Regions from separate parts of the Homo sapiens genome. Here region 1 is linked to region 2. Evidence: read pairs that join two places in POLR2A ChIA-PET (ENCODE). Cell type or tissue: endothelial cell of umbilical vein. All regions are shown on one strand. Each heading gives the region's core, and the rest is flanking DNA. Links, peaks and the distances in the headings are about the cores only.

Evidence for each region. Peaks named below come from ENCODE experiments on the same cell type or tissue, not always from the same donor. Only the 100,000 strongest peaks of a DNase experiment are listed, where the experiment ranks them.
Region 1: POLR2A ChIA-PET joins it to region 2 with 14 read pairs; 2 of 35 experiments call an interaction of 5 or more read pairs at or near these places.

Annotation. Positions count from the first base shown.
Region 1 is chr7:135,916,630-135,928,782 of GRCh38, reverse strand. MTPN (myotrophin) reads left to right here. Exons shown (of 4, transcript NM_145808.4): 4 at 1-2,023. Among named protein-coding and RNA genes, the nearest start is that of MTPN, 55 kb to the left of the region's middle. In endothelial cell of umbilical vein, for the core only: no CTCF peak of the experiment used is centred there; a DNase peak (open chromatin) is centred at 4,922; H3K27ac peaks cover 2,374 bases.
Region 2 is chr7:135,750,917-135,763,069 of GRCh38, reverse strand. It overlaps LOC105375522 (a long non-coding RNA gene), which reads right to left and starts at 4,547. Exons shown (of 3, transcript XR_001745032.2): 1 at 4,461-4,547; 2 at 2,904-2,985. RefSeq lists enhancers at 8,340-9,255, 9,256-10,171. In endothelial cell of umbilical vein, for the core only: no CTCF peak of the experiment used is centred there; DNase peaks (open chromatin) are centred at 4,419 and 4,919; H3K4me3 peaks cover 411 bases; H3K27ac peaks cover 1,298 bases.

The sequences.
Region 1 (12,153 bases), core at 160-8,159, 170 kb before region 2:
TTTTATAAATCATGCATTACATAAAGTGTGACAACTTCAAAATGTATTCTCTGTTCTTGGAATACAGTGCCCTAAAATGGTGTTCTTATGACCTGCAGAAAATATTTACACATATTTCCAAATATTTATTTCATGAGCAGTACAGCTAATTAAAATATATAAGCTTAAATTTTATATCTTACATTTAAAATATTAAGATTCCTTTGACTTGCCATCCATATAAGCTTGCTAAAAATATTAAGACCAAGTCATGCAATAATTGAATGTACCTCAAATTTTTAGGGGAGGGTGGGTTAGGGACTGATACTCAGATTGTGGATAATAATTGAATTGGTTTTTAAAGGCAACATAGCATTCTACAGCAGGGTTAATCTATTATCAAGAACAGTCACCCTGGTTAATAACAAGTTTTACTGATCAGTTGCTGGTTGGTTGGTTGGTTGGCATGTGGGTGTGTGGGTGTATAGGTGTGTGTGGGTGTGTGTGTGTATTTTTCCCCATGAGTCCTTTTTTTAATCCTGTGGCTTTTTCACTTACAACTAGCCTAACCCTGTAATTTTCCTACATCCAAGAAAACAATCACAAAGTAGTGGTTTAAATACTTTGTTGTATTTGGCTAATTTTGCTGTCTTAATGCAGCCTATTAAGAGTTGGGTTAAAAATCAGTAATCAGTACTTTATTACATCACTGAACTAAAATATGGAGACATCCTCATTGAAAATGGAGGGCACTCTATCAGTCTATAACTATCAACGTAGTGCAACAGGGTGTTTTGATACCTTTGTTTTCACCTCTTGACATAATGCTATTTAAAGGCTTGAATTTTTCCCTTTATATAATTTTCACCTTTACTTTCAAAGTGTTTTGTTGTAGTTGGCTATTGCAGAGAGTGCATTGTCCTATCATTCCTAAACCTGGTCTGCTTTCTACATTCATGGTATGGAAACCATGTGATTCTTTGTACAGTTTATCCTGATGTTGCTTGTAATGCAGTAGAGGCTATTTCGCCTTCGCTTTTCTTTCTCGACCTTTTTGTAAACCCTATAATTATGAAGCGATTGCTTGAGAAAATAACATATAAACATAGAATAGAATAGACTGACCAAGATGGTTCACAGTTTCTTTTTTTAACTAGGTTATTTATAATGTATTTCTGAACCACTTGGCAGACAAATTCACAACACTTAATGTTCATATTTTGAGTAAAGGAAGCTAAAACCATGTTTGCTTTCTGGTACTACATGCATTAGCGAAAGGTTAAGTAAGTTTTGTTCTCCACTGAAGTAATACTTAACATCTCAGAAAAAATTTTGCATGTTCTGTAGTTTTGTATTAAATCAGTCATTTCATATGCACTATATCAAGTACAAACAGGTAGTTTACCTGTTTATAGTAGTGTACTAACAAAGTCTCCCTTGCAGCTTCAGACTGTTATCTATAGGCTTATCGTTCAAATACAGCACTTGAATATCCCAAGTAGTTCTTCTACGCATAGCTCACCTTTCTAAACCCAGTTAAGCATGGAAGAGAGGTAGTAGGTAGGTGCAGTGTGTGGAAGCTGCAAACAAGTAGGCCTTTTATTCATTGATATCTTTTCCCAAGTACTGGATTTTAAATCTGTATGTATCTGTTTGATTTTTTTTTCTAATATTTCAGTTGAGCTGCTGTTTTCTTCCATGCAATATTGTATACTCAATTGTGTATAGAAGAAGCTGGTGAGAGTGCCCTCCTACATAAATAAGCAATTGCAGTGTTTTGCATGCAAAATATAAAAAATTTAAATTGTCCTGATTCTATTTTGTAAATGGAGAAACAATCATATCTTTCTAAGCGGTAATGGAGGAAGACTAGTGCTTTGTGCATTTTGATATATTTGAGTTCATTTTTTCCACAATGTCATACTTTTGACGCAGTTGGGTTTCTCATAAGTATCCTAGTTCATGTACATCCGAATGCTAAATAATACTGTGTTTTAAGTTTTGTGTTGCAAGAACAAATGGAATAAACTTGAATTGTGCTACAGCTAATGTGTCAGCAGCATTTTTCTCAGTTATTATCACCTTCCTTTTGTAGTCATCTCTACAACTATACCAGAAGCTTGATTGACTCAAACATTTAGTTAATCTTATCCCACTTCTAGAAAAAAATGAGTGGAGGGAAAATAAAACATAAAGATTTAATTGAAATAAACCTTACCAGTCTTTGAAAGGATTTGCTTTTGTGTCAGTCTCCTGACATTGTTTTACTGTAACTTCAGTAACGCTCCTGGTTGACGGGGAGCAGGGTGTAGCCAGCACATCCCAGATCGTCAGGATCTTCAGGGGGCTTGAAGAAAATGGAGTCGTGGTTAAACCTCTGATCCTTTCATTGCTCATCTAAGTTGCTCCACATTTCTTGGAGATCTGCATTTCCCAAACTCAACTACGAGCACTTTTTTAGAGTGTAATTTTCAGGATGAGTGATCACTTTGAACCTTAAAACTGAACAAAATTAAATACAAAATCAGTTTGATTGTGTTGTAATCTTGTTAGCACCAGAAGACTATTGCAGTTTACTTTTAGTGATAGAAAAAAAATATATATGTGCAGATACTAAGTTACAGCAAAAGCTGTATTTTAGAACTTTCACATTGTTGACTGAAGTATAAATGGGGACCATGTACGGCTTTAGGTGGAAGTGATTACAGAAATTTTTTTAAGTTCTCATTTTAAGAATTGGAATCTAGGACCGGCGCAGTGGCTCACGCCTGTAATCCCAGCACTTTGGGAGGCTGAGGCAAGGAAGATCACTTGAGCCCAGGAGTTCGAGACCAACCTGGGCAACAGAGGGAGACTGAGTCTCTACAAAAAATTAAAAAACAATTAGCTGGGTATGGTGGCAAGTGCCTGTAGACCCAGCTACTTGGGAGGCTGAGGTGGGAGGATTGCTTGAGACTGAGAGGTTTGAGGCTACAGTGAGTGAGCTGTGTTTGTGCCACTGCACTCCAGTCTAGGCGACAAAGCGAGACCCACTCTGAAAAAAAGAATTGGGGTCTGTAAAGAAAGTTTAAATCTGGTTAAATACATTTTAAAGGGAATAGAGTCCCCTTATATAATGATTGAAGAACAGACCAGCATATGTGGATGGAAGGCACACACCTGGTGGAAAGAAGGAGCTTAGAGGGAAATTAGTTTGCCATTAGAGAATAGCTGTCATAGGACTTTTCATGCAGCACAGTATACCAGACCACCATAAGATTTTTTTTTTTCTCTTTCTGTAGCATCAGTGATTCTCAAAATGTGGTCTCTACACCAACAGCATTGCCATAACCTGGAAGCTTGATAAAAATGCAAGCTTTTGGACGCTAGCCAAGACCTACTGAATCAAACTCGGGCTGGACCCAACAGTCTATGTTGTAACAAGCCCTCTAGGTGATTCTGATGCGTGCTGAAGTTTGAGGACCATTGAATAAGACCATAAGAGCAAGAAACAGTCAAATAGCCTATAAATAGATGCCATCAGGCATGACTTCCTAAAGAGAAAGTAAATGGAAGCCTTTAACATGTGAAATGTAGCAAAACTGGCCAAGTTTTGAAGCTCCAGATGTCCAGGAAAATCTTTAAAAATGAGTTTCAAAGGTATATTCTGGCCAAAAGAAGTCAGGGTGAAATGTAACAATGGTTCCAAAGGTGTAATACTGGTGAAAATGACCCTTAGTTATTCTTAGGAGGTTTTTCCGCCTTATGTCCCCAAAGCTGGATTCCTGAGACTCAAGCCTTACCCTTACCTTACCTTTCCTTGAATTCCAAAGTAAAGTGGAAGGTGGAAGCCAGGCACAGTGGCTCACGCCTGTAATCCCAGCACTATGGGAGGCCAAGGTGGGCAGATCACTTCAGGTCAGGAGTTTGAGACCAGCCTGGCCAACATGGGAAAACCCCATCTCTACCAATAATACAAAAATTAGTTGGGTGTGATGGCGCACGCAGCTCCTTGGGAGGGTGAGGCACAAGAATCGCTTGAACCCAGGAGGCAGAGGTTGCAGTGAGCCGAGATCGCACCACTGCACTCCAGCCTGGGCAACAGAATGAAACTGTCTCAGAAAAAAAAAAAAGTGGAGGGCTGGGAGAGACATGTAAAGAATTCTTGGGACCTATGACATGAACTGCAGTCTCATGCTTTTTATATGCAGGTCATTGTGGGGTGCAGGACTGGCAGGCAGAGCCACTCTGGGAGGAAGTCAAAGGCTGCTTTCTCAGCCCAATGCCCCGTTTGCTGTCACAGTGTGCTGTGAAGATGGATTCCCCACTGCAGTGGGTGTGCTGCTGGCTTGGAAACAGCAGCCTTGGGGTGGCCAGGTTCCCTGGAGTGGAGTGTCCCAATTTCTCTGCACAGTGGAGTGGCTTTTGCCCTCCGTTTTTCTTTATGGGTGGCCACTCATCCTATCCAACTAACTAGGTCCTGTGTCAGGTCAACGATCTTACCCAGATACCAGCCAGATCATCACACATCAGCCATGGGATATTTTTCTCCAAGGCTTTTACTTCCTTAAAATATGATTGCTGATTGAGAAGAGAGAATTTAACAACAGCTTTAATAGCACCTGGCCCTCAATAGACATTTCACTGTGTTTGTTCTGAATGATGACGTAAAACCATTATACAGTAAAATGTGAAAACAGCTTTGATTCAGTAAATCCTGCCCTAGAAAAGACTATTAGAAGAGCCATGAGGCTACCTGTGTCCATGTACCCAAATATTGACCATGGAGCCTCATAAGTACTACTGATATTGATTGCAAACTGAAATCAATGATGTGAAGACAAATATCACAGAGTCACAACAATTCACTGAGGAAATGCTGAGCGTGGGTCAAATGCAGGTCACTGTGAGACATCATGACACATACTCAGGCACAGCTATACATGACAAAGCAAAACAAAGCATTGTCTGGCCACTCCAGCAACTTCTATGATTCAGCAGCTGAAGCAGCAAGGATGGTCTTATTTCCACTGTTTTGATAGAACAGTGGATCACGTGTCTGGCAACACTCGTAGCAACAGCATCTTGTCACACAAAGGAAAATAATACATAGACAATTCCTAGCCACCAGATGTTGGTTTTGAGAATACTACTAGATAGACTTTTTTTAAATAAGCTATATTTTTCTTCTTTTTTTTTTTTTTTTTTTTTTGAGACAGAGTCTTGCTTTGTTACCCAGGCTGGAGTGCAGTGGTGCAATCTTGGCTCACTGCAACCTCCGCCTCCCGGGTTCATGCGATTCTCCCTGCCTCAGCCTCCTGAGTAGCTGGGATTACAGGCACCCACCATCACACCTGGCTAATTTTTGTATTTTTAGTAGAGACGGGGTTTTGCCATGTTGGCCAGGCTGGTCTCGAACTCCTGACCTCAGGTGATCCGCCCGCCTCGGCCTCCAAAAGTGCTGGGATTACAGGCGTGAGCCACCACGCCCATTTTTCTAAGGTTTTACTTACAAATCTGGAAGTGTCTTGTATACCTATATCCTCTTCCTAGTATCTAATAATGTTCTGTATGTTTATACACATCCCCCGTGGCAAGCTACCAAATCTAATTACGTCACTGCTACTCTGTGATTTGCTAGTCAAATTTCATTAGGCTTGAAAGTCTTCAGATCAAAACTAATTTATGGTAATTTTTCAGTTAATAGTTCATGAGATTAGACCACAACACTATGAACCTAGAAACTCTGTAATATAACATTCTTATTTAAAATTATCACTTAAGGGAGTTAGGGTTTTATGACATTTTGATGTTAGTTTCACCATTTTAACTGAACATTTACTATTATCTGGGGACCATTCTAAATATTTTATGTGAACTGACTCATTTGATCTTCCTAATAATCCTATGAGGTGGGAATATTGCCATCCCTATTTTTAGATGATCAAACTAAAATGAGAGGTTAAGTGACTTGCTTATGGTCACACAACTAGTTAGTGGTAAAGCCAGGCAGTCTGGATATAAAGTTTGTGCTTTCTACACTTATATTGCCTCTCCAACTCTCACTGAATCAACTAATTACATTTTATTCTATGAATACAGCTTTTTCTAAGACTCTTTAAAAGATGCTTGGAAAATATTATATGGACTTATGATTTTAAACAATTACAAATCTTACGCATTGATCTGGATGAAATCAGGTTCTACAAAGACAACATTTAATTTTCAAGTTTGAGAAGTAACAATACTTTAGTGTAATAAACAATTTTTTTGACAGTCTAGAAAATTGTGATATAATCAAGAATTGACAAACCATGGTCCCCAGGCCGAATCTGGCCCATTGCCTGTTTTTGTAAATAAAGTTTTATTGGAACGCAGCCATGCTCATTCACTTACATATTACCTATGACTGCTTCCAACACTTCAACAGCAAAGGTGAGCAGCTGCAACAGATGTAGTTCATGAAGCCCACAATATTTATTATCTGGCCCTTCACAGAAAAAGTTTGCCAACCCCAAGATATAGATGTTTAGAAGGCATAGGTTGAGAAATACTCCCAAGGATTGGCCAGCACCTCGTTACAGAGGGGTTAGCAAAATCATGAAAGAATGTAATGAGTTAGTTGAAGCAAATGAAAGGCCAAACCCATTAATAACACACCACTCTTTATGCCTGAAGTAGACTGTTACAATAATGGTCCCCAGTGAATCATGCCTATGGGTATCTGTGTCCTTACATAATCCCTTTGTATATTCACTCTTGATCTTGGCTGTGTGACTTGCTTGGCCCACCAAACATGAAGCCGGGAGAAGCTTGACAAGTGCTTCCTCATTAGAGCTTGCCTTCCTGGATCTTAGCATGGAACGAAGTCTGGAGTCACACTGCAGAAGAGGCCACATGAAGAACTGAGGTGTCCCAGCCAACAGCCCCAGCTAACCACCGGACATGTAAGTGGGGCCGTCCTGAACCATCTAGCCTCAGTCAATCCCCAGATAACTGCAGCAGCATGAGTGACCAGAAGGAGAACCAGCAGCTGAGCTCAGTCCAAACTGCAGACCATGAACAAATACAAAGAGGTGACTTTAAGCCACCAGATTTAGGCACAGTTTTTTTATGCAACACTTGACACAGTGCCCTAGCTGATGGATGTCTGATGAGAAATTAGGAGCATCACCTACAGACAGGAAAATATGTCTAAATATTAAAAATGACCCAAAAAATGATACCCATGAGATAACAAGCAAATACCATTAAGGACCCAGGATTTCCTTTTCTTTAAACTCTTGAAGGAAAGAAAAATAGATTAAATAACAAAAACCTTTGCCTTCCATCTAGGAATGGTTAGGTCCTGTAAATAACCAACTCTCGTGTTTCTCTCTGTGGAATCCTTTTTATCCCTATCTACCCAGACAGAATAGAGTCTCTCACATCCTTGTAGATTTTTCTTTCTGCCTGCTGGATGATTCAAAGGCTGGTAGGGATTTGCTGGTGATATGACTTGGCTGTGTCCCCACCCAAATCTCATCTTGAATTGTAGCTCCCATAATTCCCATGTGTTATGGGAGGGACCCAGTGGGAGATAATTGAATCATGGGGGCGGTTTCCATATTGTTCTCATGGTAGTGAATAAGTCTCATGAGATCTGATGATTTTATAAGGGGTTTCCCTTTTCACTTGACTCTCATTCTCTCTTGCCTGCCACCATGTAAGACGTGCCTTTCACCTTTCACCATGATGTAAGGCTTTCTCAGCCACATGGAACTGTGATTCCATTAAATCTCTTAATCTTTATAAATTACCCAGTCTCAGGTATGTCTTTATCAGCAGTATGAAAATGGACTAATATAGCTGGTATGAGCCAAGTAACTGACAAGCCAGTGACTTTAAGGCAAATTATTATAATAATGAGAAAAGGTTTTGGCTTAAATAGCAGTTGTGGGGTGCAAAGAGGGAGCAGGACATCGTGGAACAAAGCCAAGCCACGGTGCTGACATCCTCGCCAAGAGTCCCAGGCTAACCACAGGACAAGCCTGTTGGCCTTCCTGCTGGAGGAGGAGAAGGCAAGTGAGCCTTGTCCATGGCCAGCAAGGTGTGAGTATGCAGGTGGCGTCCCGAACAGTACAGCAGCACGGGGTCCCTAACACTTCATGCTTTCACTTCATATCAGCACTTCCTCTCTCAACCCAGACCCATGCAGTCATTTCAAAGCAGCTCCCTTGAGGTCCACACTAGCCCATGGTCACCCCAGAAGCTAACAATTGCCCCCAGGTACAGGACTGAGAAGGAAGAGAGAAGTTTAAGGGCAGGGAAAGGAGACGCATGATTTGTGGAACATAAATAATAAAGAGAACCAAAATTTCTACTATATACAGCTACAAAACAAACAGCTACAAAAAAATACAGCTACAAAACGAACTTGGGCCATTTCAGCTTGTAATGCATTTAATGGAGGTAGATGGTGAGGATAGTCAGCCTCTACATTGTAAGCTCATTCATTCAACAAATATTCAAGGCTGGGTGCAGTGGCTCACACCTGCAATCTCAGCACTTTGGGAGGCCAAGGCAGGTGGATCATTTGAGCCCGGGAGTTCAAGACCACCCTGGGCAACATGGTGAAGCCCAGTCTCTACAAAATAAAAGATAAAAAAAATTAGCCGGGCATGGTGGTGTGCACCTTTGGTCTCAGCTACATGGGAGGCCAAGCGGGGAGGATCGCTTGAGCCTGAGAGGCAGAGGTTGCAGTGAGCCAAGACTGCACCACGGCACTCCAGCCTGGGTAACAGACTGAGATTCTGTCTCGAAAAAAAAAAAGAGAGAGAGAAAGAGAAATATCCACGGAGTGTCTAAATGTGTGCCAGGCCCCGTGTGGGCACTATAGATGTTGCAATAAATACAGCATTTCTGACATGACTCCTGCCACGTAGGGCTTATTTCCTAGTAGGAGAGGGGAAAAAATATCTATTTGTAAATAAAATAATTACAAGTCATGATGTATGCTGGAAGGAAACAGACAAACTAGATGGGATGGCAGAGAGGAGCCACCTGCTCTTGGAGTGTAAGTGCCTACGTCTTACTCAGGTGTGTGCCTCTCACAGTGTTTACATTTGAATGCAATGTTGTAGCCTCAGAGAGCTAAGCTCCACGTGGTTAGATCTTTTCCCTATTTCAATTTATGGGGTTGCAACATTGACGCAGGCTGAGTGACAGAAGGGAAGGTGGCAGACAGCAGCAGCACTGGGACCAGAGGAAAGGTTAAGCAAGCCTTCCGGGAATGGCCTGCCCTTGCTAGTGCATCTCCTGCAGGGTGGCCTGAGAAGTGAGGTCCCCAGCCATCTCTCTGTGCTGTGGTGCACTCACTCATCAGGGGCCAGCAGCGGGTCCCCACCCTGATGGGTTCTACTCCAGAGCTCTCTAACTGGACTGCCCTCATGGGACCACATAGGAGACAGAAGCCCAGCTCTCCCAGGTCTCTGCAGCGACCTACTAATACTTCAGATCCAGGAAGAGAGCTGCACCTGCGTTTGGCAATCTTATGGAACAGGAACGTGGTCCCCAGGCTTTATCACACCAAGCAGCTGTGTTTTCCAATATCTCCTCGTCTCCCTAAGCACAGGGGTAATAGGGATTGGTTTTCATTTTTTTCTCACTCCTTCCTTTTCTTTTTGAATGTACCATTGCATAAATCCTGTAGTTCATCTTGTTCTATAGCTATGAGTTTAAATCTCGTTTCATGTCATTGTTAGCAATTCTTTCCATAATGGTAATAATCAATAAAAACCCTAGTTAAAACCTGGACAGCTGCCACCCCTTGACCACAGCCAGGGGAAAAAGTATTGCTGTGGTTTTTGATGGTGCTGAGGAGAACAAGGAATTCCTCTCTGAGGATAACCAAACCAAATGCAGAATGTTTTGGTTGTATGACCCAGGTAGGTTACCCTTTAAAAGTTTAAACTCCTTTATTTCAGAAAGTTGAAAAGGCATAACTTCAAAAGGAAGTGAAGTTTCACTCGTTAAAAATTAGGAAGTTTTTTTAAAAATCACATACCTGTGGCCCAGAACATTCTCATTTGATGAAATTTATTTCCATTTTCCTGAAATAGTCTTGATTTTTATTACGAGAGTCAAATACATTGCTTAATATGCCTGCTAAGTTACAAAGGATTAAACAAAGAGAAAGTATCTTTGTTTATTATTATTTTTCTCTTGCCACAGTTCTTTATTTGGGTTAAGGATTGCCTCGTGTTTCCTGACACATTTTTAGGGAAGGATTTTGTTTAGAGTTTTGCCACGTAGTGAATGAACTTGACAACCTTTTTGCCAAAAATCACATCTGTATTTTGCTCCCACTCTTTCCCTCTGAAGTTGTCTGCTTGTGAACGAGAAAGCACATGTATGCTTTCATAAGGCTGTGGGCTCATTATGTCAAAGGAGATGGTGTGGAAGCAGATTCCAAATACAGGATGCTGGGCCGCAGGAGGTGTGCTTGGGCCGGCCACCGAGGAGGAGCACTTCCTTCCTCCACACTGTGTTATGTTCTCCCCTGCACACATTGAGAGACATCAGTCCTTAGCACACAGACGAACTTGCATCCTGAAAGAACTTGTCCATGTTTCTTGTGCTCACAGTTGGCCAAGTTGTAAAGTGTTTCCCAGAGGCCCAGAGGCCCAGAGATAATTCTAACACCAGTAACTATACCTATATCTCTCTGTATTAGTCTGTTCTCACACTGCTATAACGATACTACCCAAGACTGGATAACTTATAAAGGAAAGAGGTTTAATTGACTCATAGTTCCACATGGCTGGGGAGGCCTCGGGAAACTTACAATCACAGTGGAAAGCGAAGGGGAAGCAAAGACCTTCACAAGGCGGCAGGAGAGAGAAAGAGGAACTGCCAAACCCTCATAAAACATCAGGTCGTGTGAGAACTTACTCCTTATCACAAAAACAGCATGGGGGAAACTGCCCACATGATGCAATCGCTTCCCACCTGGTCCCTCCCTCAACACATGGGGATTACAATTTGAGATGAGATTTGGGTGGGGACGCAAAGACAAACCATATCACCATCCAATGGAAATGAAATATAAAGATTCTCATTATCCCCTGCTTCCCTCTCCTGAGGATGCTTAATGGGTCTAATAAGGTATAAGTAAGACCACCCAGACCTCCACAGAATAATCAAGAGTTTGATGAGCAGCATCAGTGAGCCCGATTTCAACTAGACTTACTGTATTAGTCCGTTCTCATGCTGCTAATAAAGACATACCCAAGACTGGGTAATTTATAAAGGAAAGAGGTTTAATGAACTCACAGTTTCACTTGGCTGGGGAGGCCTCACAATCGTGGTGGAAGATGAAGGAAGAGCAAAGGGATGTCTTACATGGTGGCAGGCAATAGGGCATATGCAGGAGAATGCCCCTTTTTAAAACCATCAGATCTCGTGAGACCTATTCACTATCAGAAGAACAGCACGGGAAAAACCTGCCCCCATGATTCAGTTATCTCCCACCGGGTCCCTCTCATGACACATGGGAATTATGGGAGCTATAATTCAACATAAGATTTGGGTGGGGACCCAGCCAAACCATATCACTTACTAAAGGACTCAAGCATGTTTAAAGATAATCAGGCAAGAAGAAAGCGCTGAGAGCCCTGACATCACATCGATTTTGGAGCACAAAAAGAAAAGGTATGAAATTATTTCAAGATATTTACAGATGAGCAATCTATTTCAAGAAAGCAGTTGTGCTAAGTTTTAGGAGATCTAAAAGCACCCCATTTCCAATCCCAACAAATGAGGGTTTAAGGAGTGTGAAGGCATGAACAAGAATATCCTGGAGACAAGAATGTTAGGCCAGCCTGAAATCATCCTCCTGCATCCCAACTCCTAAGGCATTTTTATCTAATTCTTAAGGAGACAATCCCCACCAAAAAAGCCCATGGCACCCTCAACAAATGTGCATCATATTGTGACAGAAGTCTTGCCCCCACTGGAAAAAAGAAGTTGTGCACAACTAGAAGAGTTTCCAACACAGATGCTCTAAATCAAAACTAGAAATAGCAACCCAAATGCCAGATAGGGAAGCAGGCGACAACTCAAGGGCTCCTCACTGGGCTTAACTACCACCTCCAGGGGAAGATTCCTACATCCACATCTTTCTTGCAAACTCCCCATGCTTAGGCCCTTAACTCC
Region 2 (12,153 bases), core at 1,559-9,558:
ACTGCAGACTGATGCATGAGACAGGTCCACAAATAATAATGCATCCCAATGTATCTCTCAGTGTTGAACTAAAAGAGTGGGCTCTCTGTCACAGCAACTCTCAACCAGGGCCAATTTTGTGCCCCCCACCCCCACCCTGGGACGTTTAGCAGTGTCTGCAGACATTTTTGATTGACACAGCTGGGGTGAGGGATGCTACTGGCTTCTAGTGGGTAGAAGCGAGGGATGCTGTTAAACATCCCACAGTGCATAGGACGGTCCCACAACAAGGAATTATCTAGCCCCAAAAGTCAACAGTGCTGAGGTTGAGAACCCTCATCTAGTGGGATAAAATATGATGTAGTCAGCTCTGTCTGGTCATCTCTGGAATTTGAGCCGACTTGATCACTTTTGTTCTTTTCATAGTTGTGTCATTGATTGGCTTTTGCTCCTAAGCAAGTTACTTCGCCTCACTTGGCTTAAGTTTCCTCATCTATAAAATAGATGTAGAGTCTCTGATCTCTAAATCCATTCTAGCCTAAGAAGCTATGGTCTTCTTGGGCCAATATTTATGCTTTCACTGAACCCTGCTTCCGAGAGGAGAATGCCTTGGCCAAAGACTGTTTACTCCACTCCAGGTCAAGGAGATAAACTAGTTTCCTGTGTTGATCTGGAGTCTCACTCAGGAAGGGCAAGCATGACCTCTGCCCGAGGACCCTGAGTTAGGACACTTCCATCTTTGGAGTTTTCTCATCAGCAAACAGGAACTACTTAACTGCTCTGCCTCCCTGTGTCCGGAGGAAGCCTTTGAGTCAATGAAGAGATGGAAAATTACCCGGATGCTGTTCCTGTGACTAGGTCCAAACCACAAATGCCACTTTTCTCCCTTTGGGGGGCCTGTGGCAAGGACAGGGTGGGGAGACACTGTGCTGTCCCTGTGGTGTAGGCTGGTGGGCTGGGCCGGGGAGGAGTAGTGTCTCTTTATCTGTCTGTGGGGCTGCCTCAGGGAGGACCTTCGTCATTTTTCTCCCTGAGGACAAAAAACTTCAATTCTTGGCCACATATTTTAGGCTCTGGGGACTGGGTAGGGATCTGGTGCCCTCAAATTCTCACACTCTCTCTCTCTCCCCCGCCGTGGCTTCAGGCTTAGTCACCAAACAGAAAGAGCTTTTCTGAGCCAGCCGGCTGGAGGACAAGAGCAGCTACAGAGACCAGGGGAAGCCAGGTCCCCACAAGACGCGCTCCTGCCTGGGCCTGAACAGAGGCCTCTTCAATGCTGCTGTGGTGCTGCTGTAACCAGAAAGGCAGAAAAAGGGAGACTAGGGCAGGGCTGGAGATGAGGGCAGGGCTGGTCTTGGCAGTGACACTGAGTTTGGTGTTATTGGGCTCTCTGTCTTGGCAGAAATGCATCAAGGATGGCAACTGGAGTATCTTCGTGTCCTCTCCCCTGCTACACCAGTGCCACCTTAGGTAGCAGATCCTGTGTGTGATGAACAAATGAACTGCTGTGAAAGAAAGAGAGAAAGAAAGAAAGAAAGAAAGAAAGAAAGAAAGAAAGAGAGAGAGAGAGAGAGAGAGAGAGAGAGAAAGAAAGAAAGAAAGAAAGAAAGAAAGAAAGAAAGAAAGAAAGAAAGAAAGAAAGAAAGAAAGAAAAACAACCCAGAGACATTAAGTAATATGCCCAAGTTATTTAAACTGCTAGTCAAGGGGAACTTCTATCAAATGTGCTTCACTGAACTTATCAACAATAAAAGTTCCAAATCAGACAAATATTTCCCACTCTGTATGTTTTCATTGCTTGGGATGTTGGGGGTTTTTCTGGAGGCGGCAGGGTTGGTATGATTTACATTAAGTAAAATGTGCAAATCTTAAGTACACCGCTTAATGACTTTTATATATGTATATACCCAAGAATCATGTTCCCAGATGAAGATATAAAACGTTCCCATTGTTCTAGAAAGTGTCCTCGAACCCTATTTCAGTTGATAGCCACTTCAAGAAATAACCAGGTTTTTTTCTACTTCTGTCACCATAAATTAGTTTTGCCTGTTCTTGAACTTCTTATTATCAACCTCATATTGTTTTCTTCAATATAATGTATTTGGGGTTCATCCACATTGTGTCAGTAATTTGTCCTTTTTGATTGCTGTGTAGTATTTCACTGTATAAATATATCACATTCTGTTTATCCATTGTTCTGTTGATGGATATTTTGATTATTTTCAGTTTTTGGTTATTGTAATATATTTATCCTAAAGATATGAATTGGATAGGGATAATTTTTTGTTAATTTGTCTCAAAACATGTGCCTATTTTAATTCCCCTTCAAACAAACTCTAATAAAAGTCATTCTCCAAAGCTCCCAGAAGTTGAGATAGAAAGAAGTATTTATTAAATTACCTCAAAGATCTTTTCAGACATGAAATCCTCTAATTCAATGTCTTCTCTAAGAGCTGCTGTTAAGCACCTGCTTGCATGAATTCTAAAATTTTCTCTGAACTGTAATACAGAGAGTGGTTGTTTCCATGTAGAAACAACCCCTGCCTCTATAAATTCACCGACAAAGACTAGAGAACTTATTCAAGCACAAAAAACATACTCATATCTCTTCACAAGATGGCACCTATTTCCAAATGAAAGATGCTCTCCTGTTCTGCGCACTGGAAGCAACTTGGGAGTGACCAGAAGAAATGGTGGAATGTAAATAAATATAACTACTTCATTTCAATCCTTTTTTCTTCCATGGAAAGCAACGGTGGTTTCTTTCTTGAGATAGGTGGGAAAGAATGAAGCCCACAATGGACTATTTACCAGGCCTCCAAAGCATTTCTCAGAATTTTCAGATCCTGCAGTGAATTCCTACCACCCATTGTATTCAGATTTTCATTTCGTCTAATGCTAACTCTAATGAGTCTATACCATACCTGGTGAGCCGAACTGCAGTACACACTCCATCACACCGTCAGTCTTCTATTTAACCCAGACAAAGGGTCTTTTATACTCTTCCTGGACATGAAAATAAAAGATTGGAAACAATCATTTTAATGATATATTTATTTAAAAAAAAACTTTGCCTTAAGATTTGTTCAACAAATATTCATTCAGCCACAAGGACTGAACTCCCAAAGCCAAAGGTTGGAGTCACCATTATTGTGGCACCTAACATCTTGTATGATGTCTAAAAAAAGGAAAATTCAAAAGAAAATTTGCACAATGGCCCACGATGGCTGTAGTCAGACATGTAGGTAATAAAACCTAGGCCTGTAAACTAAAGCTGACTTCTTGCCTGTGTAACTGGAGTTTGTTACATACTTCACTGACAGGTACTGGTTATAAACCTGTTTATCAGCTGTAGAACAAAGACAGGATGCAAAGAGTTGCCCTCCACCAGACCCTAAGGCACCTAACCTTTCTCCTACCCGCTCCACCATATATTTACCTTATCTTATGGACAGTGTCACCGAGCACCAATCAGAATCACAAAAATTCAACTACTGCTTCCCTCCTCCTTTCTCCCACCTTCTGTGCCACGCCTATCCCTCATTAGGAAATGTATCTATACTGTGCCTCCTGTAACCCACTTAGAGACACATTCTTAGTCTATACTGAGTCTGTGTTCCTGGGCTTCCGTCTTCAAGTGTGGCTCAGAATAAATCTAAGCATGATTTCTCTAAGTTCTAGTGCCTGTTATTTCACTTTTCAGCCAATGGTGTATACCATCCAAACACTGAAGTCCTACCCTCATCACACCTAAGACTGCAACCAAAAATACTATGGACAGGGCGGTGAGGCACACAGATTCCATCCCATCCCCTCTCTGTCTTCTCTCATCCCTCTTGGCTCAGCCCTGATCTCTCTTCTCCTCTCCCCTCCTCTTCTATCCCTTTTCCTACTTGGTCTCCTGTCTGCCGATCTCCAAGGCTCTTTATGAGTTCACAGAAAAAAGAAAAGGGGATGGGGGAATGGGGAGAGGACACACAGATGTAGCTGTTACAACTAAACAGCCTTTATACTCAAGCCATTCAGATTCCTGTATCCCACCTTTAGGTACTATTGGTTCCTCACCTTACCCCACATATAGCCCAGGAAGACCTTATCTGCTCTCCAGCTGGCCTAATGCACCATTATTTTCTCCAGATCCTTCACATCAAGACCCGAACCTCCCTCACCCCACCCACTTGGCTTTACCAAGGTAGGGAATGAAATTCCTCCCTGGGATCCTAATGAGCAGTGGTAGTCCCTGAGCTGCCAATCTCTCATCCTCACAACAGGCAGGGGTGGTGCTTGTCTGTCATTATGCTTGACTCCTTTCCCTTCCTTTCCCTAAGCTGGTCTCGCCCTTTTCTTAAAATGACAACACTGTGTAGAATCAGCTCCTGACAGCCTCACCCACCCCAATCAGCCCCGGCCAGCCAGGGCTCTGGAGGCGTCATCTGAAAACCAGGGTATTTTTTTCTAACCTCTCCCCGCCCTCCACCCACCTCTTGTTCTTTCAAGAACAAATTCTTTCCCCGGCATTTCTAAATTAAGAGGAAAAGAAAAGGAGTTTCTTCCATTTTCGTCGTGGATGAAAATAAGCCAGTTGTCAGTTATTTACCCAAAATCTGATTCGGAAATGACCCAGTCCTAGACTGGATTTAAATTTTAAAGGCAAACCTAAAAAGAGTTTCTGAGATATTTTTTAAAAATTCACCAAAAGTGGCCAGGAGGTGAATTTGCTAAGCTGTGGTTATTGGCAAGAAGAACTGCAAAGGCAGGAAATTCTCTGCATAACTAGCCCGTCTTCCCGAAGCCTGCCGGGAGCAGGAACAGGAGTTTCCAACTCCTCCCTGACTATTTCTCCTGAGTCCCCAGTCCAGGCACCCACTGGCTCTGGGCACAAGCCCGCCAGCCTCTTATTGCAAATCACAGCATATGTTCACATCCATTCATCGAATCCCATTTGGCAAGAGTTCAGGCAAGAAGGTGGGATTAACTTGCCAAGACACCAACCACTCCCTCACTACAGGCTGCACGAAGTCCTCTCCTTCTATGTAATCCAGCCAGACAGCAGCCAAGATGCTTACCTCAGGGAACGTTCCATTCTGGAAAATTCCTTCTGGAATCACTCCTTTCTGTTGCCCCACCAACTCCACCTCTCTGACCCAACTCCCACCACACACAGACACAGTGTATTAGTCAGGGCAGGCTAGGTGCTGCAACAAACATCCCCAACATCTCAGTCAATTAGTACAGAGGGTTTGTTTGTCTCTCATACTTAACATCTGAGCAAATATTGCTATGATTTTGAGGTTTTTTCCAAATTATACTTCTAGCCCTCGAGGTCTTAATTTTTTGAGGAACTGTGACTTATCCATGTTTATGTAACAGAGATGTCCCTCTTTATAGTTTGCAGCGTAAACAGCATACTTCAAGCAGGTCCCAGATGCAAGGTTTGAGCCTTCAAAAGCTGGTAGCAGCCGGAAATCCTATATTTTTATTTAATTCTGTATTTTACAAAATTCCAACTCCTTTGCTTTTATATATCCAAAAGTACCTGCATTCTTACCAGTAGGTAAGATAGATAGGAAATGGGAGGAAAAAATGCAAAGGAAATGAGAAGTCAGAGAGGGATCAAAACTTATTCATCCCTATCCAGCTCTGCCAACAACAGCAGCAGGCTGGTAGCTGGGTATGTAGTCAAGATAGACAACATACTCCCTGGAAGCCACAGTAGTGACCCTCCAGGGCTATGCTCAGTCAAGAAAACTACGCTAAAGATCTAAGCCCCTTCCCACAAGGACTCTTTCAGCTACTTCCCTGGGTGAGCAGACCCCAAGAGACCTGGATCGGGATGGGGTTCAGCAAGTACCTCACAGATCCAGAACCATTTCTCCCTTCTCTCCTGCCTCAGTCAGGTGGATTTATCAGCTCTCCCTGTCTAAGTATCCATCAGTCTAACCACCTCAAACCTCCTAGTAACTTCATTCTGGGGATCCAGTTGCCTGTCTCTGCCACTGGCCACAGTTGGAGCCAATCAGATGCCCATTCACAACAGATCTCCCTAGTTCTGAATCACAGGGGAGGGTGTAAATGCCTATAGTAGATTGTATTCCTGTTCACCAATGATGCCAGCTTTCCATGCTGTGGCAGAAGTATACATCCCTGCCCTGCTGGACTCAGAAACTGCCCTGTGACTTACTTTAGCCATTAAAATGGGTTGGGGGCAGGGGGGATGGAAATGTGGAATGTGTGTCACTTCTGAGCAGAAATTATGAGAGCCAGAGCATGGTTTACTTGACCCTTTTTCCCTCTGCCATGATGACCAAGCAGTGCTTCATATAGAAGCTGCTGCATTAGCCCAGGTCCCAGAATGAGGACAACATGGAGGAAAGCCATAGCCAACCCAGGATGAATACATTGCATGCATGAAAAATAAACCTCTACTGATTCTTGTTGTAAGCCCTTGGAACTTCGGGGTCATTTGTTAAAATGGTGGAAGCTTGTAGATCCTGACTGATGAAGTGAATGCCCTGCCCTCCCTTCCCAGAATGCTCTGGGAGTCCCTGTGTACATTACACCACCTTCTCCCCAGAGCTTTTCATACCCAAAGAGGCTTCTCAAAGAAATCATTTTGCATCTTTTCTCCAGGTCTGTTGCCTGCCTTCTTTAGCAAATAAGGAAGTCACAACATCTGCCCTGGCACGCCCTTCTAGTTTGGCCTCTACGGAAACTGATTGGCAGTTCCTTTTGCTAACGAAGGAAAAAACTGTAATCTCTGAGGGCACTGCCACCACCTACGTTTGCCCTACTGTGGTTTGTGCATGGTAGACACCAGTGGATGTTTGTTGTCTGAAGAGAACGGGGATAATTTTGAGGAAGAAATTGGTAGCATCATTAGTAAAATTTAAAAGCCTGAGAGGTAGGTGGGACCATCTAGAATGTGTTCCATCTAAATTTCTACTCACACCATGTCCCTGTTTTAGCAACCTCCCTCAAACCCCTCCCCGCCAAAAAAAACAAAGAAGCACCTATAAGCAAAGGGTGTAACTCGGTTATTTTTAAACTGAAAATACAAAGATCCAAGGCTTTGGGACAAGTCAAATAAAACTGCAATTTTTATCTCCCTGTCCTCCCCTAGACAAAGCACTTGCATCTGGAGTGGAGATTACGCAGGCATTCGGTCTGTGCAAAGCCCAGAAGCTGAACTGATTGCATTGCAGATGCTTTAGGGACACCTAAACACGGCTTAAGAGGCTCCACCAGGGCAGTTGGTGTTTCCATCAGAGAAAAGACCTGGCCCACTTTGTTCAATTGGCCCATCCATTGGTGGTCCAGCATTTACTTTCCTGAATCACTGCTCTGGCTAGCGGGGCTGGCAACAACAACTCAATATTCAAGCCTCACGTAGACACAGGAACTGAATTGCCCCAATGATTATTTGATCTGGCGCAGAACATGCTATACACAGTGGACTCCACGTTGCAGGTGGATGTTCTGGCCCGGCCTGGCAGAGGCGCGCACGTATCACCGAGTCGTATGCTGGCAACCCTTGAGGGCCAGATGACTTCTCTGCTTTGGAGGCTGGCACTTCATAATTACAGCTGTGTTTGTGTTGTCATACCCAATTACCTCACTTACAGCCTTAAAATAGAATCCAGCCAAAGGTGCTGGCTGCACAGACAAAAAGGGAGGCTTCACAGGACTCAGAACCTGGGGACTGAGCCAGAGGGGAGGGCTTGAAGCTGGACACAAACGTCCTAACGCTTAAAAACCCAGGACTCCTTTCCCTCTCCTCATGAGGGAAACAGAACAGTGCCGCAAGACTGTAAATGAATGAATAGGAGCATGATGGAGACAGAACTCCAAGTCAATCTTGTTTCTAGTTTGGAAACATTCATTTACCCATGAATGAAGTCAACCAAAGAGGGGATCTTAGGTGTCTTGTTAGCTAAGGGAGAAAACCCAGAAGAGTTCTGTCACTGTGTCCGTATGTCCCTCCAATGATGGGAATACCCCAATCCACAAGTGACTCTTCTCTCCAAAAAGAATTTCTGCCATCTGCCATCCCCACAGCTGCAGGCCACAGCAGAGAACCCAATGCAGAAGAGATCCCTCCAATTACAGAGCAAGAGCCATTCCCCAGGCAGGTAGGGAGAGAACAGCAGCTTATATCCGAGGGCAAAGAGGAAGCAAACCTCTGTAGAAACCAAGTCGTAGCAATGCCCAGCACTCGCCTCGCTCTCAAGCTTTCTCCACAGAAACCATAAGGCCCTGCTCCTGAGCTCTCCAACTAGGCTGGGGATACCCCTAAAATTTATTTATTTATTTTTTGAGACAGTCTCACTCTGTCTCTCAGGCTTGAATGCAGTGGTGGGAACAGAGCTCACTGCAGCCTTGATCTCCCAGGCTTAAGTGATCCTCCCCATTCAGCCTTCCAAGTTGCTGGAACCACAGGCCTATGCCACCACACCCTGCTAAATTTTTTTATGTTTTGTAGAGAAGAGGTCTCACCATGTTGCCCAAGCTGGTCTCAAACTCCTGGGCTCAAGCAATCCTCCCGCCTTGGCCTCCCAAAGTGCTAGGATTGTAGGCATGAGCCACCGCCCCTGGCCAGACCTTCTTGTCTGCTCCCTCTCTCCTACCCCATCTCCTGCTCTCAGACATCTGCACATTTCTGATTTTATGTCCTCAATCTTTCTTAAATCCGTGCCTCCTCTCCTTACCACTGGCTCCTGCCCTGATTCAGGTCTTTATTATCTGTCCCTAGAGCTTGGCAGCTTCTTGACTGGTCTCCAACCCTGTCAAATCCACCCTCCACGGCACAGCCAACCATAAAGCCAAGCACCCCACCCACCTGCTGGGACCCTCCAGGACTCCCAGTGACCAGTAGAGTGCAGTGCACATTGTAGCCCATGACTCTCCACCAGGCCTTCCTGTCCCACCAGACAGCCTCCCACTGCTTCCTGCTCCTACTTGATCTTCCAGTAAGGCTAAATGGCATGAGGTTCTGCACCTACATCAAGTTGTCTCTCCCCTCATGCTGTTTTTCAGGTTGTCCGCTCCCTCACCATTCCTTCTCCCACAACCTAGTTAAATCCAATGCATCTCTAAACACTTAATTCAGATTTCAACCCCTCCAAGAAGCCTTCCCCGACACCTCTCTCCCTCTCACTTTCTACATGAGAATCCTCCAGCGTTAAATGTAACATCATGTGCTCTGGATATCTGCAGCGGAGTCTATTGCCGCCATTGTTATGAAGATTCTTGACAGCAGGGGATCTGTCTTATTTGATGTGGTGTATACCTGCTGCTGGGACAGAGGAGATTTTCAAAACCTAGATGAATGAATGCATGAATGAATGAGTGAAGGACAAACAAAAGGGTATTGACTGAGCCACTTTTGTGATTCTGCCTCAGAGAGAGCAGAATCTTCCCCCGCATTACCATGAGAAGGGCCCAGACCAGAATTCCCTCCAATGCATTGCACTTCCCATGTCTAGAAGCCACAGCCACTTTATTGGTTTTCTTGTTTTTTTTGTTTGTTTGTTCTTTGTTGTGGTGGTGGTTTTTTGTTTGTTTGTTTGTTTTTGAGATGGAGTTTTGCTCTTGTTGCCCAGGCTGGAGTGCGCTGACGCGATCTTGGCTCACTACAATCTGCGCCCCCGGGTTCACGCGATTCCCCTGCCTCAGCCTCTCAAGTAGCTGGGGTTACAGGTGCCCGCCACCATGCCTGGCTAATTTTTTGTATTTTTGGTAGAGACGGGGTTGCACCATGTTGGCCAGGCTGGTCTTGAACTCCCGACCTCAGGAGTCTTGAACTCCCGCCCTGGCCTCCCAAATTGCTGGGATTACAGGTGTGAGTCACTGTGCCCGGCCTGGTTTTCTCATTTTCATCTCAGCCCCTGCTAGGCAGCATATGGAAGTGTCTACCATACAGTAGTTGTGTGACCCTCGTTACTTATCCTTTCTAAGCTTCAGGTTGCCATATGTTAAATGGACCCTATTTTAGTATCTACCGAATAGAACTCCTGGGAAAACTGAATGACATAAAATGAGATGTGTAGTCAGAACTCAGTAAATGGTAGATGTAACTAAGCTGGAAAATTGACTAAGAAATACAGGTAGGCGGGCCGGGCATGGTGGCTCATGCCTGTAATCCCAGCACTTTGGGAGGCTGGGGCGGGTGGATCACGAGGTCAGGAGATCGAGACCATCCTGGCTAACAAGGTGAAACCCCGTCTCTACTAAAAAATACCAAAAAAAATTAGCCAGGCGGGGTGGCGGGTGCCTGTAGTCCCAGCTACTTAGGAGGCTGAGGCAGGAGAATGGCGTGAACCCAGGAGGCAGAGCTTGCAGTGAGCAGAGATCGCACCACTGCACTCCAGCCTGGATGACAGAGTGAGACTCTGTCTCAAAAAAAACAGAAATACAGGTAGGCGTAGTGGGAGTTCAGAGTGAAGATGTATTGGACAACTATTGCCTTCAGTAGAACACCTCCCCCTAAAGTATTCCTTACATAATCAATAGCTCTCAGAAGCTCCACTGTCATGATTTTACTGTGCTCTGCTACAAAAGGCAGTGTTATTCATTTCCTTACCAGTCTCAACCAGTGCACTCAGGATCGTAGCGGGAACAAGGAAAACATGGGGAGAGAAAAAAATCAGTACTGTATACTAGGCCAGGCCTTCCCGAGACTTCAATCAGGCCCCTTGAGAAGCTGTAGATGTTCGCCTCCTGGTGCCAAGGTGTAGTGGTGAGAGAGAAGGCCTGACTCATCATCTTAGGAAATGAAATTAGTTACAAACACATTCATTCCCAGCCCAAGTCCAAAAGCTAATCCTCACCCCAGTTTAGTAATTAGCAGGTGACAATTTGGAGATTTGAGCCTACAGATTCGAAAAGTCTGGGACTGGAGGCCAAAATGGTGATTTCTGGTCCTGGATTCCCCATGGCCTGGCAAGCCACGTCCATCGTCCTCACTCACAAGAGTGTCGGCAGGACAGCAGGGAGGCCTGAGTCTTCTTGGCTTCAGCATCAATCAACAAGTATTCAATGGGCAACTGCAGGGTGCTTGCTACCCCGTGCTAGGTCCTTTGGGCAATCCTTGCAGATTTACAAAGTACAAAAAGAAAACATTACACCAGAAGCAAAGATAGTTAGAGCCAGTAAGACTAATCTGATGAGTAGAGGCCATTGTGTGTTGGAGCCAGCTCTTACGGACTTCCTGAGAGCCGATTGTTAATATTTCAGAAACTTTGCAAGCCACTTGTTAAAGTATCAGTAGCTTGAAATCAGCCATGAGTATTTTCACCAGGGGAATTGGCAGGCACTACAAATGAAAGTTTCTCCCCACCCCTCTAGAACTGGTTTACCAGCACTCCAATAAGGAGTTCCTAAAATATAAGGCTTTAAGGCAAGCGAGGGGAGTGGTTTTGCATGCGGGCTCTGAAATCACATAGATTTCTCTGAGCCTGTTTCTTCATGTGTATAGAGCTCACATATATTCAATGCTTACTATGTACCGGATATTATTCTCAACATTTATACGTATTAATGCATTGATACGAGTTAGTGGGTGCAGCGCACCAGCATGGCACATGTATACATATGTAACTAACCTGCACATTGTGAACGTGTACCCTAAAACTTAAAGTATAATAATTAAAAAAAAAAGAAATTACAAGTTAAAGTGCTGCAGCATAAAGAAGAAAAATAATCATTTATGCCATTTTTAATACAGAACCTATTTCCAAATCAAAACCCTTTACACTTGGAATATTGTCAAATCTCAAATTTTTACCTGGCTGAGATCTACGACCACCTTTTGAAACAGAGACAGTGTAGGTATGATTACTCCCTGTATACTCAAGGGTTAGGAAAATGGAAAAGAACCGTGAGCCCCTCAAGAATGGTGGCTTTTCTTATTGGAATGAAGTAAATAAAATAAATTCATCAGCAATGCATTTAATTTCTCTCTTAGCAATTAATTGTGTATCTACATTGAATGATAACTGTGTAAACAGTCAAGATATGCATGTGGCAAATGAAAAATAAAGCAAAATGTTTTATCTTAAAAAAAAATGCATTGATTCCTTGAAACAACCCTATGAGAGGAAATTATTATTGTCCCCATTCTATAGATGAAGAAAATCAAGCCCAAGAGAGATGAGGGAACTCCACCAATATCACACA